Regions from separate parts of the Homo sapiens genome. Here region 1 is linked to region 2. The links are chromatin contacts, found by Hi-C or POLR2A ChIA-PET in ENCODE. All regions are on one chromosome and are shown on one strand. Each heading gives the region's core, a stretch centred on a gene start or an enhancer-like site at or near the end of the contact. The rest is flanking DNA. Distances are from core to core; before and after follow the strand shown. Region 1 overlaps LINC02698 (long intergenic non-protein coding RNA 2698). Region 2 has its middle 52 kb from the start of LINC02698.

The links. A loop is a pair of places that touch in the nucleus more often than their neighbours do. ChIA-PET counts read pairs that join two places held with the same protein, here RNA polymerase II (POLR2A).
Region 1: a loop to region 2 is called in a map of posterior vena cava, with 2.5 times the contacts of the local background. The contact joins two enhancer-like sites. A Hi-C loop is called at or near these places in 1 of 168 maps with a recorded cell type or tissue (posterior vena cava). POLR2A ChIA-PET finds 5 or more read pairs at or near these places in 1 of 52 experiments (OCI-LY7).

What each region holds. Positions count from the first base shown.
Region 1 is chr11:115,698,066-115,704,526 of GRCh38, reverse strand. All of the region lies in intron 2 of LINC02698 (long intergenic non-protein coding RNA 2698), which reads right to left. Among named protein-coding and RNA genes, the nearest start is that of LINC02698, 42 kb to the right of the region's middle. Within about 2 kb of position 4,683, at least 3 of the 41 ENCODE cell types and tissues checked have a DNase peak (open chromatin) inside an H3K27ac peak, as active enhancers do.
Region 2 is chr11:115,604,366-115,611,039 of GRCh38, reverse strand. No RefSeq gene overlaps it. Among named protein-coding and RNA genes, the nearest start is that of LINC02698, 52 kb to the left of the region's middle. Within about 2 kb of position 4,004, at least 2 of the 41 ENCODE cell types and tissues checked have a DNase peak (open chromatin) inside an H3K27ac peak, as active enhancers do.

The DNA of each region.
Region 1 (6,461 bases), core at 3,434-5,933, 93 kb before region 2:
GAGAGAGCTTGTGCAGGGGAACTCCTCTTTTTAAAACCATCAGATCTCATGAGACTTATTCACTATCACGACAACAGCATGGGAAATACTTGCCCCCATGATTCAGTTACCTTCCACCGGGTCCCTCCCACAACACATGGGAATTCAAGATGAGATTTGGTTGGGGACACAACCAAACCATATCACATACAGTGGAACTATTTTAAAGTACCAGGCAGGAAAGTAGCTATAAACTAAATAATGTCTCTAGAAGGAATGGATGCCTAAGCACTGCCTGCATGTGAAGTCAGAACTGGTCACTGCCAGGCTGCAGATGCTCCAGGAAAGTTGGCCATGATACTGATGTTAGCCCAGAAAATCCCTGGCAGCAAAGCTGTGAGAGCAACAATTTCTTTATTGGGACTTTTTAAAAAGAGCTTTTGGTATACTTGAAACATAAGTATGACTTATTTTCTCAGCTCTGGTAAATATTTAATTATCAAAAATAACAGTGTCTTTTTTCTTTTTTTTTTTACCTTTTTGAATCTGAATCATAGCTAGAATTTTATTAAGGCTCTCTTGGCAGTGAATGGCAGCCTAGTGTGGCTTTTTTTTTCTTTTCTTTTTTTTTTTTTTTTTTTGTGAGTTGGAGTCTTGCTCTGTCACCCAGGCTGGAGTGCAATGGTGCCATCTTGGCTCACTGTAACCTCTGACTTCCAGGTTCAAGCAATTCTCCTGCCTCAGCCTCCCGAGTAGCTGGGACTACAGGATCCCACAGTGTGGCATCTTTTAACTGGCATCCCTGTAATTAGAAGGAATTGTCTTTTTGTACCACAGATTTGAACTGGCTAATTTACTCAATGAATATTTAGCTTCATACGTAGGCAAACATTATGTGAAGAGAGGAAACTTTACTGAATAAGTATGCAACCTAGAAAACTTCCTAGGAGCCAAGTGTGGCCTGTCTATATGAGATTTTCTCCATGGCCCCTTACCCCAACTGTCATTTCCCACCTCTGCCATCTCAGATACACACACACACACAGACACACACACACACACACAGACACACACACACACACAACACATTCTGACATTTCTGGGGAAAGTGGGCAAGGTCCTCAGTTGTCATTCTTTGGAACTTTATATTTTTGTTTCTTATGAAACATTTTCAAATATTCAAAAATTTTAAAGAATAATATGATACTCTGTGTCTACCTCCTAGCATAAATAAAACATCACCAATAAAGTTAAATGCCCATGCACTACATCCCCTTTCTCCAAACCATATCCCCTACCCACTATTCCCACTCTCTTGAATTTGACCACCTTGAATTTGGTGTTTATATTGCTGTGTATTATTCATAAATGGTATATAATATGGTTTTGCATCATTTACAACTTTTATAAGTGGTATCATGGCGTATATATTCTTCTGCCACTTGCTTTTTTAGCTCCACAGTGTGTTTGTAGGATTCATCCATGTTGATATGCATAGCTCAACTGCATTCATTTTTATTACTATAAATACTTTCATTGAATGAGGCTGGGCACAGTGGCTCACGCCTGTAATCCTGGCACTTTGGGAGGCCGAGGCAGGCAGATCACTTCAGGTGAGGAGCTCAAGACCAGCCTCGTCAACATGGTGAAACCCTGTCTCTACTAAAAATACAAAAATTAGCCAGGCTTGGTGGCTCATGCCTGTAGTCCCAGCTACTTGGTAGCTGAGGCAAGAGAATTGCTTGAACCTGGGAGGCAAAGGTTGCAGTGAGCTGAGATTGTGCCACTGCACTCCAGCTTGGGTGACAGAGCGAGACTCTGTCTCAAAAAAAAAAAATAAAGATAAATAAAAATAAGAATTTCATTAAATGAATATGCCCCAACTTATTTATTTTTTATCCACTCTCCTGATAATGAAAATTTAGGTTGCTTCCTTTTATCTTTTTGTATGTCTCTCTCTTTTTTTTTTTCGGTTATCACAAACAACACAGCCATGATGCCTTTGGTGTGTGTCTCTTATGCATTTATATGAGAGCTCTTCTATGCCTAAGAGCAATGTCTAAGAGTGGAGTTGCTGGTTTGCAGAAAAATGTATCTTCAACTTTATGGAATGTTGCCAAACTCCTGCTACTCAGTGAAGAATATATAACCCAGGAAAAGTTGATCTTTGACCAAATCAGCCTTCCTTTTCAATGCTCTCCTGTGGCTCTGGGGACTTTCAGGAGCCTCCTTGGTGTTCCCAAGGGATGCTGGGCTCAGTGAGCCACCAGTAAGGGCCCAAAGCCACAGCCTCAGTGAGCAGGCCGAACAACCTGCCTGTTTCATTTTCCTGTTGATCTCCAGCACCTCTTTCTCCTCCAAGCTCTCAGAGACTTAGAGCTGGCAGAGGAGCATGATGAGCAATGCTGCTCAATGCCCACCATCACTATGACTACTGAGGGCCCAGGCCTTGAACCCTTGGATTCCCAGAGACTAAGCAGGGAACACGAGTCCTCAAGAAATGCAAGAGCAGCCCCAGGGCAAGAATAGATTGGTTCTACTGTCCTAAGGAAAGAGCTGATCAGTCTTAAGGGTTTACCGTCTCCAGGGCTACTTGCATTGTAATAGGAGAGTCTCAGAGAGTGCAAACCCTTCCACATCAAAGGAACAAATGAATCTCTTATGAAAGATTATCAAGCCCTGTGGAAGAGGGGAATGGGGAATGATTTAGCAGGCAGAGGTCAGCCTGGCTTCCCAGGAATCCCCTTCTATAAGAAGCTGCTGGGTCAGCTCGTCATTAAGCTCTGCCTTGCAGGGAAAGAGGGCTGTTATGCCTGAGAGCGCACCTCTGGGCTTAGGAAGTGCAGGCTGGGCAGGGCACTGAGGAGGCCATATGGCAGCATCCACACCAGCCCCAGCCAAGTGTCCCCTTAACCTCAGGCCTGGCCAGCCCTCTAGCACACTGCCAGATCCAAGTCTGCTAGAGAACTCGGTTGGGCTCAGGCTGCCACCCCCATGCACTCAGGTATTAGGGGAACTGAGTGCCAACCCTGGAGAAACCTGCACCTCTACAACCCCAGGCCAGGATGGAAACACCCAGGGTCGACCACAGCCTGACCCCGGGGATCTGCCCACATAAGGTCTCCAGCTAGTGTTGCAGCCCGAGGTCTACCCTCCCATCCAACGCATCACTGCCACCACATTACCACCGAGGCACTTGCTGGTACAGCTGGTGGGTGAACTCTTTATCACTGCATGTGGTGGGCTCACCCATAGCTGCCTCTTGGTAAACTTGGTGTGGCTGAGGCACAGCCCTTAGTCACTGAGGACTTACTTCTGCCCAAAGTCTCCTTCGACCACCCCAGTCCTCCCCACCCACTGGAGCCAGGAATTCCCTCTCTGAAGGGCCAAGTGAGACTCAAAGGAGAAGTCAGTTCCCAAGCCACCTAGCCAATAGCAGGGTTGGAACTTGCCATCAGAGCCTCAGCCACAGAGAAAGGAAGCTGCCAAGAAGCTGGACCCCAGTGGGCAACGGAGCCTCGTAGCTGCCCCCAGCTGTGCGGCACCCCAAACCCCCATGCAGCCCTGCAACAATGCCTGAACTAATTCTATCCCATTCTCCTTTAAAAAAGAAAACCCTGGAAATAATTACTTCAGTCAGACATTATTTACTTAAGTAATTCTTTACTCAAACGTCTTTAGGCTTTATTTTACTAATACTACATAATTACGTAATTGTGTAATTAGGAAGAAATTAAATGACAAATGTTTGCTGAGAACAAATTGAAAAAAATAGATCCTTTATTTCCCTGAGTGTTCTCAGTTCAGTACATGACATCTTCTTCCCCCTCCTCCCGTTCTTCCCTCTGGTCTCCCCACCCTCTGAGGTCTCCCCACAGGGGGCATCTCGAGGGCTGACTCCCTGGACAAGTAACAGCAGGTGTGGCATCTTGAGCCTGAGGTAGATCTGAAATGTCTGTCAGCTAACCTGTGTGTCTCTCTATACTGCCTGACCTCCTCCTAGGTTGGGCACTGGAGTCAAGCTTTCTCTGGTTTGCTCTTTCTGTCTCTAAGAAGCCTGGGAGACCCATGAACTCCAACCCACAGCCATCCTAGGAAAGTGAGTACAGCAGCTAGCTAGCCCTAAGGACTATCTTCCCGTGGGCACTGGCCTATTCAGCATGTTCTGCAGACGTGCTTTCAGAGGCTGCCAGGTCCTCAGGCTGAAAGAAAAGAATGAGGGGTCCACCAGGTTGAAAGGGAGTTCAGTGTGGATCTGCTTCACCAACTTCACAGGAATCCATAGCGTCTGCCCCAAAAATCTACCCAAGAAGGAGGCACAGCATGCACCCCAGGACTAAGCTGCCGATGGAGAGGAACCTGTTCACATAGACCACCACGCCTCCCTCCCTCCTTCCTTTCTCCAACCTCAGAAGCTGTGGAAGCCAGTGGAGCTTCCTGTGGGTAAAAAATTCAATCAATCAACCACCCACCCAACACCCATGGAGCATGTCTTTTGTTCAAGTTCTGAGGGGGACACAAAAGAGCAGGCAGGCCACAGCTATGCTCATTAATACGTCAGCTGCTTGGAACTTGGCATGTAGAGCTGTGTTATTCACAGCAGAAAGTTTCCTAGGCCAGCCTGCCAAAAAAAAAAAAAAAAAAAAAAAATCACTACTAAATGTCCCCGGCATTCAGTACCAGAAAGGAAGAGTACTCTTGGGCACTCAAGACTGCTGAAGCTCACATCCTGTCTCCAACACTTGCAGGCTGTGGGCCTGGATGAGTGACTCCATCTTGCTATGCCTCCATTTTCTTGTCAGTAAAATGCGAACCATGAACATGCTACCAGATTCTTGTGAGGATTAAATGAATCTGTGCAGTGAGACACTCAGAAGAGCACCAAGTGTTCAATAAACAGCAATGATGGTCTTCAACGTGTCACTGCAAAAGCCAAGCCATACAGAATAGAAGGGTGCTGTGGGAAAGCGCCCCTGCCAGGAGGATGGCCAGTGCTGGAGGCTCCTCCCCACCTTCACCAGCCCCAACTGACTGTGACTTCGGAGCTCAGGGTAGGGCTGGCAGACGAAGAGTCTGGGAAAGACAAGAAAAGCAAAGGGACACCATGCCCAGGGGAAGGGGCATGGAGCCATGGGAGAGGGACTTCCTGAGACTGAACTGCCCAGAGAAACTTCTACTAGGGGCTTTTCACTTCGGGGGCCAATTGTAGAAAAGAACACAGTGTCCCCAGTCTGACAAACTTGAAAATACTTTCTGAAAAGGGAACGAGTATACACTGTTGGTGGGGATGCAAATTAGCTCAGCCCCTGTGGAAAGCAGTTTGGAGATCTCTCAAAGAACTAAAAATAGAATTACCATTTCACCTAGCAAGCGAACTGGGTCTATAACCAAAGGAATAGAAATTACTGGGTATATACCCAAATAAATAGGAATCGTTCTGCCAAAAAGACACCTGCGCTTGTATATTCATGGCAGCACATTCACAATAGGAAAGATGTGGAATCAACCCAGTTGCCCGTTAACAATGGATTGGATAAAGAAAATGTGGTACATCTACACCATGGAATACTACACAGCTATTAAAAAGAAGGAAATTAGATCCTTTGCAGCAACATGGATGCAGCTGGAGGTCACTCTCCGAAGTGAATTAACATAGAAACAGAAAACCAGATACCACATGTTCTCTCTTGTAACTGGGAGCTAAACATTGTGTACACATGAATACAAAGAAGGGAAAAATAAACATTGAGGATTCCAAAACAGGGGAGAGGTGGAGGGGAGTAAGGGTTGAAAAACTACCTTTTGGGTACTGTGTTCACTATTTGGGTGATGGGATCATTAGAAGCTTAAACCTGAGCACCATGCAATATACCCATGTAACAAACCTGCACATGTACCTCCTGAATCTGACATTTAACAATAAATACATTCTAAGAAAAAAGGAAAATACTTTCCGAGGTTAACTTTTCTTTTTTTCTGCACACCATGGAGAAACAAATAAGATATTAAAGCGACTACTTCCTCTGATGTCACTTTTCATTAGTTTCATAATGAAACTACAAAACAAAGAAACACACAAACCACAGACAAGTGCGAATGGTGGGTCTTGGGTATCCACTGAGGTGAAGCACTTCCCACTGAGGTGAAGGACCCAGGCTTCTGGCCATCTCAGGCTAGAGACAGGGCCTAGAGGAGGGGGTGAGGGCCACGATGGATACAGGCTGGGCACTCTGAGCCCTTTTGACAAGCAGGAGAAATGATGGGTCAAGGAATTTGACCTCCCTGCTCCCCAGTCCTCTCCATAGGAGAGAAAGCATGCACTTCGGAATTTGAATCCCGGCTTAACAAGCTTGGTATCTGACTGACCTTAGGCAAGCTGTTGGGCCTCAGTTTCCTCATTTATAAATCAGGTCTTATAAAATGATTAAATGATCTTTCACAAGACTGTTAAAAGGATTACATGGAATACTGCATTATAAAAC
Region 2 (6,674 bases), core at 2,755-5,254:
ACTGTCAAAAGCCTGAATCTCGCTACGTACTTGTGAAAATACTGGAGAGACCCCCTACCCTTCTTAGGGAGGAAAGGAAATATTTTCCAATATACTGAGTTCAAAGCAGACACTGCATGCTTGTAGCTTAACCCTGTCACAGGGCAGGGTTAAACTTTCAGTGTTGCAACTTTTGAAGGTCCTTTTAACTGTGCTTTGCTTCTCTGAATGTTTCAGATACAACTACCCTGCACCCTATCACTACTAACTGGGCAGGGTCTATGTCTTCTTCCTCTTGGTGTCTTCCTGCATCTGTAGTGGCCAGGACTGTGGTGGGAACATAGTGGCCATCAGTAGATGCCTCTTCAGTTGAATTCAAAGTAGTCATGTCCAGTGTGGCGATCCCTCAAGGATCTAGAACTAGAAATACCATTTGACCCAGCAATCCCATTACTGGGTATAAACCCAAAGGATTATAAATCATGCTACTATAAAGACACATGCACACATATGTTTATTGCAGCACTATTCACAATAGCAAAGACTTGGAACCAACCCAAATGTCCTTCAATGATAGACTGGGTAAAGAAAATGTGGCACATATACATCACGGAATACTATGCAGCCATAAAAAAGGATGAGTTCATGTCCTTTGCAGGGACATGGATGAAGCTGGAAACCATCATTCTCAGCAAACTATCACAAGGACAGAAAACCAAACACCACATGTTCTCACTCATAGGTGGGAACTGAAAAATGAGATCACTTGGACACAGGGCAGGGAACATCACACACTGGGGCCTGTGGGAAGGGGGGGAAAGGGGAGGGATAGCATTAGAAGAAATACCTAATGTAAATGACAAGTTGATGGGTACAGCAAACCAACATGGCACATGTATACCTACGTATCAAAGCTACACATTGTGCACATGTAGCCTAGAACTTAAAGCATAAAAAAAAATAAAAACAGCAAAGTAGTCATGTCAGGATTTCCAGCTTTTCTCCCAAAGACCATATTTTATGAAGCTACAAGCAGATGCTAATCAGTGGTCAATTGTGAACAGCAATTCTATTATTTAAGGCCAAATACCCTGGAGTCATCCTGAGGTCTGCCTGGGATAAAACTCATAAATTCCCCTGGCATTGGAACCAGGCTAAAAGAGACAACAGCAACTTGCCAGTTAACTCTTCCTAATGCCTTGAAGTAGCTGAGAACTTGGATGCATAAGATTCCATTGAGAGAAAGTGTCCTGCATTTTGAGTTGGGGGCAATAAGATCATAAGAAGCAGGAAGGGAAGAGATATTTGTCTCTGAGAGCATAATTTATATTCAATAAATTAAGAAGGGCCACCCGGGGATCCGACACTCAAGTATGGAGTAGGAAGCTAAAAGAAATTCTCCAGTCTGGGAAGAAAGGACTACATGAAAGCAGAAAATGGCCCAGACATCCTGAGCAACAGAGAGTAGATCAGTAGATGATTTTCAGGGGCTTTATTTGGACAAGGGGTGGGGTGATCTGCTTTGGGACCCCATCTTTGTTTAATGGGGATGGAGTGAGAGATGAAGTGGGAGACAGATGGAAGAGAGGCCAGAGAGACTCCTATTGTGCTGAGGAGGCAACAGGCTATGCTGTGAGTGATACATAAGGTGCTCCAACTTCTTTTCCACACCTAGAAGCTGAAATGTTCTTCCCTGATATTAGGCCATGGGGGAATAAGTTCGGCCTGAAGACTGGAGAATCCTAGAATTCTAAGAAGGAAGGGCTTGTAGCAATTGCCCTGACCAATCCCACTATCTTACCAATAAGGCGACTCAAGCTCCGAGATGGGAGAGTGAACGTCTGTACCTGAGCTCACCTCCCTTTCATAGTGCTCTATAAGTTCACACCTCCCACGTTCATCCTCCCCCAGGCAAGTAGGCAGATGTTAAAGAAAAGCCTGCCACATTTCAGATCACTTTTTTCTCTTTTTTTTTATTGCCTCGCAAATGAGACCTGGATTTTGAAAATACCATCTCCAGCCCTGACAAGTTTGAAAACTTGCAGAATGAGGAGGAGGGCACAGGGATCAGGAGGCTTCCAGGAGGTAAGGAGCTGGTCTCCCCCTGCTTAGAATGTAAGGACATGCCTGGTGCTGTGGTTCCCAAATGCCAGTCCCATAAGGGGGACTTGGGAAGCCTGTTAAAAATATTGAAAACCTTGGCCACCCCTGAGAATTCTGATTCCATACATCTATCCCATACATCTAGTGTGGGAATCTGTATATTTAATGAGCACCTTAGGTGATTCCTATCCATGGGTTTGGGAGAGGAGATTGCTCAGACAAAAGCAGAGAAGCATGGCCTCCAACCTGCTGCATAGATATAAGTGGTTTCTTTTGTCCATCCATAAAATGGGAAGGAGAGTCCCCACTCACACCTTCTGGCCCCCCTAATGGGTCAATGAAGACAAACAAAAACAAATGACTCAGAAGAGGCACTGCACTCCTCTGAAGATGCTCTGTGTATCTGGGGTAGTATTAATTCAGGTTTTGATTATTGTCAGTTCTATCACTGAGTCCTGGAGGGAAGGGATGATCTGAAATAGCCCCATCCACGTGTGCCCAAAAGTGACCCTCTAACCCCTTGCCCACCTTTTGCCAGCCCACCCGAGACACATACCCCAGCAGCTGACCCCCATTCTGGATTCACCCTGGATTTAAGGCCACCAGGGAAGTAATTAAAGATAATTGAGGCTGCAACTTCTAAATGAAGAAATACTGCCACCCAGGCAGTAATTAATCACCTCCTCCACCCTCCCCCACCCACCATCCAAACCCCCCTTTGGTTCAAACCAAACTGGGTCTTTATATCCACATGTTCAGGCAGACTTCCAATTCTCCCAAAACCCTTGTCATGATTGGCAGTCTTTCATTACCAACATAGCTCAACCACAATGCTTAACATTCCATTTTGCTCCCTACTTAACATTTTTTGATGTGCACTGAAAGCAACAGAAGTCCCCACCCAGGGCTTCTGACCGTCTCACTTCCCTAAGTCTACTATGGAACACTCCAAAAAAGATAAAGAGTGACGCTCCCCAGTTGGTAAATGTCAACCATCTAGGTTTTCTGCACAAGCGCAGGGTTTTACGTGCCCCACACTATTCTAAGCTGATCACATAGATAACCCATCTGGTCATGGCCTGCTTTCCCTCCCAGGGTGGGCAAAGGATTATAGCTGTTTTAACGCTGGGAGACTCAGAGCTTGTAAAGAGCCTGTGCTCTGAACAGGGGGACAGTTACATAAGTCCACGGAGCTCTGGCACTGCAGGACAGCGGGCTCCACGTGGCTTCTAATTACAGGGAGGCTGATGGCCACGGTTGAAGATACTGTCACAGGACCCGGGTCTCAGCCCGCTGATGTCCCGCCAGCCATTGCACTAAGACGGAAATTAAGCACAGTGTCATGGCCATTTAGGACATTAGGAACGGAAGGCACCCAAGAGCTGCTTCCTGGCCCTTTGCCCACCTTATTAACAAGGTGCAAACGAGGACCTCGGCTGGGAGAGGGAAACAGCTGGAGAAAAGAGACCTTCTCTGCAGGTAGAGATATAAGGAGAGGAAGGGGATGCAGGGAGGCTGTGTCCCAAATCACCTTGGCTGAGAAGAAAATTGGCTTGATAAATGAGAAAAAAAATAATCAACTTCTGATGAAACTGTTTAAGGAATATTTTCTAGGTTGCAAAGTTTCTCGAGTTCCTGAATTTGCACTCTGCCCTCTGAACACACACACACACACACACACACACACACACACACACACACAAAATTGGGGGATGGTCATGAGGGGGTCTGGGGAAAGAAATAGGACCAAGCAACATCCGCGTTCTTTGACTCCCACCTCTCATCATTTGTAATTTGTTTGAAACCTTCAGGCTAGTGGCTCTCTGCAAGGCTTCACCAGCCTGCCAAGTTCTCTAGCTCAGAATCTGGGGAAATCCTGGCCTTGGCTGGAATCCAACCCTGGATACCAGGGCTATCTGCTAAATAAAGACCACAAGCCCCAGTGCTGGGGGATGGACGGGAGCTGCTGTGAGCTCGCCCCCACTCCACTTCCACACTCCCCTACACACTCCCTATTTCCTCTCTCCTCAGTGAGCCCGACCTTTATTTCTGGCAATTGTCCTGGCTAAATGACTGATGAGGTTTCTCTTAGAAAATGTAAAAAGTCACACAGATTTGGGTAACTTGGCAAAGAGAATAAATGCCATGGTTGCCCTCTGCCTCTTCTTCACCTCCTTCTCATGGACACACACTCCAAGGTGCTTTCTTCACTTCTGGCCCAAGGCAGGTCAGAGTCAGGAGGACCCTGGGAGCCGCCACGCAGCCGGCCCGAACCTTCTGCGCAGGGCCAGGCTTTCTCACTTCTTTGCCAACAGCTGCAGCAGAGGTGAACTGGGACATGGGAAACACCAGCTCCCTTTGGAGAGAGGAAAAAAATTAAAAAGCCCGTTTTTCTGTCCTGTCAGGTCTATTTAAGTATTTAATGAGGTGAGATAGTACCAATAAATTTAACATGGCACAATAACTCTGATGATGTGGGCCACAGACTAATAAGCTTCCATCCCGGGGACAGAAGATTGATCTTGCCTTCGCTAGATCTTATCGGGTTTGATTGCTTTGTTCAGATATTAAAAAGGTTGAGCAAGGACTTTCAGGCACTGCCACAAATCTGTGCGTATCCTCCCAGCCAAGATAGATTGAAGCCAGGCCGTGGAATACAAGGCTGTTTATTTTAATTGACAATCGAGAGGAGTGGAATAAGTGGAAGGTGGAGGGTGGAGGGTGGGTGAGGAGCCACAGGGGTCCCTGTGATTGGGTGGTTTGCGTGTGTTTTCCCCCTCTCTTCGGACTCTATGGCAGACCTTCAAATCCCAGGCGCTATCCAATTGAGTGTCTGCTCCTGAGGCTTCAAAGAGTCTCTTCCTTGTGTGTCTTGAGTCAGGAGACAGGCCATTGACCCATGTGTCACCTGTAATTTTCATCCTCGCCTCCCGGGGAATGAGACCTGCTGCGGACGTTTCCCAGCCACTTGTGTCCAGCCCCGAGGCTCGTCCCATTTTTGCAGTCTGTCCTCTCCTTCTGCAGATTGATGGGATGCGTGCTGGAGTCCTTTGAGGTCAGGGACCACATGACTCACTTCTAATTCCCCCACAGCACCAAACACAGATCAGAACTTCTAAAGTGTGATATATATATATTAGAGGGTAAGTGAAATAATTGTACATGGTATATGTGTGAACATTTTAAAGTTAACGTTTAGCTATATTAATGTGTATTGTATTATATAAATATAACTAATATAAGACACTTAATTTCACAGATATTATTACTCAGGATAAGGCTAAGGTAGAACATAAGTTTAAAGATGAGTCACGTGGCTGGGCACAGTGGCTCACACCTCTAATCCCAGCACTTTGGGAGGTCAGGAGATCGACACCAGCCTGACCAACATGGTGAAACATTATCTCTACTAAAAATACAAAAATTAGCCAGGCGTGATGGCACATGCCTGTAATCCCAGCTACTTTGGAGGCTGAGGCAGGAGAATTGCTTGAACCTAGGAGGCATAGGTTGCAGTGAGCTGAGATCACACCATTGTACTCCAGCCTGAGCGACAAAAGCAAAATTCTGTCTCAAAAAAATAAAATAAAATAAAACTGAGTCACGTTCAGATACACTATTAAATAAATAACGGTATGGGGAGTATCCAAATGAGTGAAGTTTGGGGAACACTGTCTTAGCTGACTTACTAATTGATTGGTTAGCTGTTCGGTCATTTGGTTGGTCAGTTATTGGTTTCAGATCGACAGATATTTTTCCCAACATTTTATTATGAAAGTTTTAAAGCATAGCAAAAAAGTTGAAAGAACTGTATAGTGAACGCCCATATACTCACCTCCTAGATTCGCCAATTATCATTTTTCTATATTTATCACATATCTGTCCATCGACCATCTAGCCATCTCTCATATCCCCCATCAATCTACCTTATGTTTTTGGATGCTTTTCAGAGTAAATTGCAGACATCAGTGCAGTTCACCCTGAAACACTTCAGCATGCAAATCATTAGTCTTCAGTATTTGTTTATGGTTATTTTTGTTAAAGAAAAATTTACATACCATGAAATGCACAAATCTTAAGTGTATCGGCCAGGTGTGTTGGCTCACGCCTATAATCCCAGCACTTTCTTGGATCACTTGAGGTCAGGAGTTTGAGACCAGCCTGGCCAACATGGCAAAAACCCATCTCTACCAAAAAATACAAAAATTAGCTGGGCATGGTGGTGCATGCCTGTAGTCTCAGCTACTCAGGAGGCTAAACTGGAAGAATCATTTGAACTCAGGATGTGGAGGTTGCAGTGAGTCAAGATTGCTCAATCACACTCCAGCCTGGGCAACAGAGTGAGACCCTGTCTCAAAAAGTAGAAAGAAATCTTAAGTGTAACATTCAATGAGCTTTGATAAATGCATACCCATGTGTAAACCAAAATCCTATTAAGGTGTAGAACATGACCATCACCCTGGAAGTTTTCCTCATGATCCTCCCAATTAAACCCCACTCCTGTCCTCCAGAAGACACCACTGTTGTGATTTTTTCACTTTATATTAGTTTTGCCTATTATAGAAGTTCACATAAATAAAATAATGCAGTAT